Linked DNA regions of Homo sapiens: region 2 is linked to region 1. Evidence: read pairs that join two places in POLR2A ChIA-PET (ENCODE). Cell type or tissue: MCF 10A. All regions are shown on one strand. Each heading gives the region's core, and the rest is flanking DNA. Links, peaks and the distances in the headings are about the cores only. Region 1 overlaps VASH2 (vasohibin 2). Region 2 overlaps TATDN3 (TatD DNase domain containing 3).

Region 1 (2,886 bases), core at 387-2,886:
AGCCTTGAGCTCTGATACAATGAGCAGAGTCTACACACTGAAGTGTAGGGATTTCTACTGGCAGTCAGCTGTGTTAATTAGCATCATGTGTATGACCCAGTCGCTATGGGGAGAGACACAAAGAAATAAGAGGCATAATTCCTGACCGATAAAGGAGGGCACATGGTCAAGCTAAGAAATAAGGCCCATGCAACAGATAAGTAAGGTTACAAGTTATTTGAGTAGGGCCTAGTCAGGGATAGTTTCTTGACCACCTTGAGCAGTCAGGTTTCAAAGGGAATGATCAGACTGTTGATGACTATTCCTTCCCATTTCAGAGAGAGAGAGAGAGAGAGAGAGAAAAGGGGTAGTGGAATTGCTGGCAGAGATTAATGCCATTCACTGAGCTGTGCTTTAGCTAGAAGCTAGCTGTTGATTTCTAGTTCTATCAACATTGAATTAGTTGGACCACTTTTATGCCAGGGAAAAACCATTAGCTGTTAGGAAATCTTTCAAGGGCATAAAATAAGAAACCTTCTAACAATTATATTTTCTTTTTGGTCTTTTTTTTTTTTTTTAATACTTAAGAACAAGGTTCGGCTGGGTGCGGTGGCTCACACCTGTAATCCCAGCACTTTGGGAGACCGAGGCAGGCAGATCACCTGAGGTCAGGAGTTCGAGACCAGCCTGACCAACATGGTGAAACCCCATGTCTACAAAAATACAAAATTGGCCAGGTGTGGTGGCACATGCCTGTAATCCCAGCTACTCAGGAGGGTGAGGCAGGAGAATCACTTGAACTGGGGAGGCAGAGGTTGCAGTGAGCCAAGATTGTGCCACGGCACTCTAGCCTGGGCAACAAGGGCGAAACTCCGTCTCAAAAACAAAAACAAAAACAAAACAAAAACAAGGTTTATGTGTAACCTAAACATGTCTTTTTCTTGCAAAAATGGATGTGAAACTTTTGAATTAGAACTCACTAGCCATACTGAATATCCTAAACTTGATTCATGATCTCAGTTCTCTCTTATCCAAGGTGAGAAGAGGCTCATTAAGAAATGGAAAAGTTGTAAGATACATTGTGAGATTGTTTAGGCATAATCGTATATTGGAAGTCATTTAGGACGCATCTTTAATGAAGACAGATGATGTGCTATTGATGTGAATGTTGTATTTCCCAGCTTGAAGTACTTTCTCACATGACTTTGCATAATTGCTTAGTTGTAGTTTTATGTTGGAAGTGACTTTAGCACGTTTCTAGGGAAGAGATGTTTTGCCACTGAGTGATTTTCCACACTGACATGCTTTTTCAGATGAATCCTAAGATTCACCTTGATTTTATACATTCAAGCCTGAACATTAACCGCTCCCTGGGAACGTGAGTCACCTTTGATTCCTGGGCTTCCTCCAGGACACGAACACTAGGAAGCCAATGTTTCAAGGAGAATTTGACTCAGATTCTTGGCTCTACTGTAGTGTATGTGACTTTTAGACCCTTGCAAGGTTCAAGAGTACTGGGTTTCAAAAGCTATAATGTGACCAAAGTCAGGCTTAAAGCTGCAGAAGCTCATTCCACACCCTGAAAACTTTTCTGAACTCTACATTGAAAGTCTGTTAAAATGTTCCTTAAAACCTTTAAAGGTGGACTTAAGAACAAGAAGTAGAGTTGTGAGCTAAGGCTGGCAGGGTGGGGGAATGGGAGGATGAGACAAATATCAGAAGGATTAGGAAAACCGAGTAGAGGACCTTGAAAATGCTGTTGTCTTTCTTTGCCCCATCCCCTCTCCTCCACCATATTTCTGTCTTTTACCCTTAGGCCTGCACTGCCTGAAAAGAAGGTGGCTGATCTGAGCACTCTGAATGAAGTGGGCTATCAAATCCGAATTTAGCCAAGCCATACCGGCCAGCAAGAGGGTTTCTGTGGTGCTTCTCTCTGCACTTTACCCAGCATCTTCAGGAGGAACTGCAACTATTTATTAAGAACTTGTGAATTTTATTTTTAAGGATTCACCTGGAAATAGAATCTGAGTGGGTGGTAACCATTAGCTTTAAAAAATTCACTAAAAGGCACCATGAAAAGGCTGAAGTAATAAGCCCCACTGGGGTTGGACTATGTCCCTCACTCAAGATCTTAAGGATAACCGTAACTGAAGTTTTATATTTTTCCATTTACCTACTTTCTTTTACTTGCTTTGAACATTATGCCTCACCAATAGTAAATGTTCATGAAATAATCTCTTGAACTTTTGGTATAGTAAGGTAACTCTAACAGTATTACTGTCTTTTTCAGCAATAACAGAAAGCAAAAATGGGTGGGTTTTTTTTAAGCAGTTATTACCTCAGCATTTTGACATCAGATATGCAAACTTAATGGCGTTTTGTTTTTTTATATTCTATTTGTATTCTTTCCCCAGTATTTCCCATGGGGATCTCCACAAGTTTGGAGTTTTTTCCTGGTGCACACACGTGAGGAGATTTAAGGTACTATATGCAAGTGTTTTACTAAAAAGCACTGAAATTCTTCTGGCAATACAAGAACCATTTTCAGGATCTTGGAGTTACTTCCTTCTTAATCTTTCTTAAAGCATTCACTGATGTTTTTGTTTTTTCAAAATGAAACAAAAATATCACATTGAGAAGCTAGTCTATGTTCTGTCACTAACATTTAAACTTTGCAGACTCTAACAAAAAGCACAAGAGGTCACGTACTATTATACAAATTTAGCGGTACTGGATTTACCTCTGACATTAACACACTCAGGCAGAGACCAGGAGTGATCAGCAGGTCTTCAGAACCAAAAAACCTTTCTGTTCACATTTCATCTGATTTTTAAACTGAGGCAGGCTTTGATTCTTCTGAAGGATGCCAAGAATCAAACTAAGGGAGGACTCACTGTTAAAGATGTG
Region 2 (2,920 bases), core at 326-2,825, 190 kb before region 1:
ACTGTAAATCTGTTTTGCTTTTTCATAGGTAATACATATTCCAAGAGGCATGGTTTTTTCTTCATCTGATCTTCCTCCAACTGTGTAATTTCTGTGACTCAGGCTTTCTAAGTGTTAGACATTTCCTGGGTGATTTCTCCTACTTCTCCAGTCCCTCTGAGATCTCAGAGACATACAGTAGTTTGGATGTGTGATATGGAAAAAGCTTTGCCTGGAACTGTTTAACCTACTCAGCTTGTTGTCAAATAGCTTTTCTGACATCTAGGGTCATATACCCATCATTTTTCATGACAATGTTAATTCTTCTTCCAGTCTACTAGAATATATTTCAAGTCTACTAGAATATATTTCAAGTCTACTAGAATATATTTCAAGGCCTTAACTTACCCTCCTTCATCTTTGTTCTCTCTCTCTCATAGTTGTAAAATCTACTCCTGTTCCTCTATCATCTGCTTTACCTTCCTTTTCTTAATTCTCTCTTGTTCTGATTATCCTCAGGAGAAATGCTTTGCAATTTATATATCCTGAAACTAAAATTTGCAATGTAGTCTAAAAGGTATCTAGAAGCAATTTTCCATATATTTATTTTCCCTGCCTAAGAAGGGAACCCTACAGGGCAAATTCTCCTCAGTGGAAAAGGTAATATCATTGAAACTAATGGTACACAGCTACTTCAATATTTAACAAGCATATATGAGATACTCATTGTTTATATTGCTGGGCATCTAGAACAAGTAGTCAAAGCAGGGCTATAAAGACAAATGAAATCAGTGAAAACAGTGCAAAGGAAGTATGGGATTATCATTATAAACTCACCAACCAGACGAATTCTAAGGGGAGAACACAACAATGCAATCGCAAAGCTCACATGCAGAGATGACTCCCTGGTGGTTTGCCTCTCTTTTTCTTAGTGATTTCAGAATGTCCAAATGCCTCCTAAATGTCAGGAAATACCTCCCAAACAGAAGGCCATGTTTAAGTGGCGCTCTTCATAAAAAGTCATATTCTTGTAACCCGAATGGGTATGGGATATGTTTCTACTCAAACTTACAGGTAGAGGTACTCACCATTTTAGAAGGATTACTATTGGTAGTTTTTTGACTGCTTAAATGGATTAAATGTATGTAAAGCACCAGGATGGCATAGCACCTAGCACATAATAGGAGCTTGTGAAATAGCAGTTCCTTTCTTCCATTTTAACAATTTTACTTTTTTTCTCCCAGGATTTGGATGTAGCTTTGCCCATTATTGAGAATTATAAGGATCGGTTGTTGGCAATTGGAGAGGTAAACACCCACTAACTGATCAAACAGCTTCTAATTCAGACTTCTATATGATATATGAAAATAATCTTTAGTTCAGTATTGGTGATTATAACTGACTTGTATAATTATGTTCACCCCACTTAGCCAAATAATAATTCGTTGATACTTCTTTAATAAGCAAGAAAGCTTGGGGATGAAACAATCAAAAGCCTTACCATAGGCCTACCTTAATTGGAGAAAAATAATAGCATTTCTAAATACTTTGCTTTTTTTTTCTTATGCTTAAATATGGGTCCTTGCTCTGGTGAGTTAATATAGTATCTATAATTCTTCATAAGTAATTTAGAAACACACTTTAAATGGGCTAGAGTTTGTAATTAAAGAACTTTTTTATTTAAATAATTTATAATTGTGAATTTTTTTTTTTTTTTTTGAGACAGAACCTTGCTCTGTCACCTAGGCTGGAGTACAGTGGTACAATCCCAGCTGGAGTGCAGTGGCGCAATCTCGGCTCACTGCAACCTCTGCCTCCCAGGTTCAAGTGGTTCTCCTGCCTCAGCCTCCCTACTAGCTGGGATTACAGGCATGCACCACCAACCCAGCTAATTTTTTTGTATTTTTAGTAGAGACGGGGTTTCACCATGTTGGCCAGGCTGGTCTTGGACACCTGGCCTCAAGTAATCCACCCACCTTCGCCTCCCAAAGTGCTGGGATTACAGGCTTGAGCAATCGTGCCCGGCCAATTGTGAAATATTTTTATTACTTGGTAATAAATTCCATTTTTAATTAGAGACAAAAGATAAGAATAACACTTAAATTCAGAATATAGATTATAGAATGCATGCCAAAATAGTCCCAGGAGGAGTCATCTATAGTCTGTGCCGTCCAATATAGTGGCCACTTAACGGCTTCTGAGCATTTGAAATGTGACTGCTCTGAATTAAGATGTGTTGTAAGTGTAAAATACACTGTGTATTTCAAAGTTTTAGTACCAAAAAGAAAAAAAAAAAAGGCTGGGCACAGTGGTTCACACCTGTAATCCCAGCACCTTGGGAGGCTAAGGCGGGCTGATCACTTGAGGTCAGGAATTTGAGACCAGCCTGACCAACATGGTAAAACCTTGTCTCTACTAAAAACACAAAAATTAGCCGGGCGTGGTAGCAGGCACCTGTAATCCCAGCTACTCAGGAAGCTGAGGCAAGAGAATCGCCTGAACCCAGGAGGCAGAGGTTGAAGTGAGCCGAGATCACGCCACTGCACTCCATCCTGGGCAACAGAGCCACACTCCGTCTCAACAAAACAAACAAAAAAAAAGGAATATAAAATAACTCAATATTTTATATTGGCTACATGTTTAAAATAATAATATTTGGGATATATTGGGTTAAAGTATATTATTAAGATTGATTTCACCTGTTTTTGTGAATATTTTTAATGTGGCTACTAGAATTAATATTTTTATGTGGCTTGCTTTTGTGCCTCACATTATATATTTCTATTGGATAGCATCAATCCAAAGATCTCTTTTGAGGTTCCTTAAACCTAAATATGTAATATCTTTTATTTTTCTGCTCTAGGTTGGACTAGATTTCTCCCCCAGATTTGCTGGCACTGGTGAACAGAAGGAAGAGCAAAGACAAGTCCTAATCAGACAG

What was found. Peaks named below come from ENCODE experiments on the same cell type or tissue, not always from the same donor. Only the 100,000 strongest peaks of a DNase experiment are listed, where the experiment ranks them.
Region 2: POLR2A ChIA-PET joins it to region 1 with 5 read pairs; 12 of 35 experiments call an interaction of 5 or more read pairs at or near these places.

What each region holds. Positions count from the first base shown.
Region 1 is chr1:212,986,717-212,989,602 of GRCh38, forward strand. VASH2 (vasohibin 2) reads left to right here. Exons shown (of 8, transcript NM_001301056.2): 8 at 1,796-2,886. The coding sequence ends at 1,868. Among named protein-coding and RNA genes, the nearest start is that of ANGEL2, 28 kb to the right of the region's middle. In MCF 10A, for the core only: no CTCF peak of the experiment used is centred there; a DNase peak (open chromatin) is centred at 1,395.
Region 2 is chr1:212,801,478-212,804,397 of GRCh38, forward strand. TATDN3 (TatD DNase domain containing 3) reads left to right here. Exons shown (of 10, transcript NM_001042552.3): 5 at 1,224-1,286; 6 at 2,843-2,920. Among named protein-coding and RNA genes, the nearest start is that of TATDN3, 11 kb to the left of the region's middle. In MCF 10A, for the core only: no CTCF peak of the experiment used is centred there; no DNase peak of the experiment used is centred there.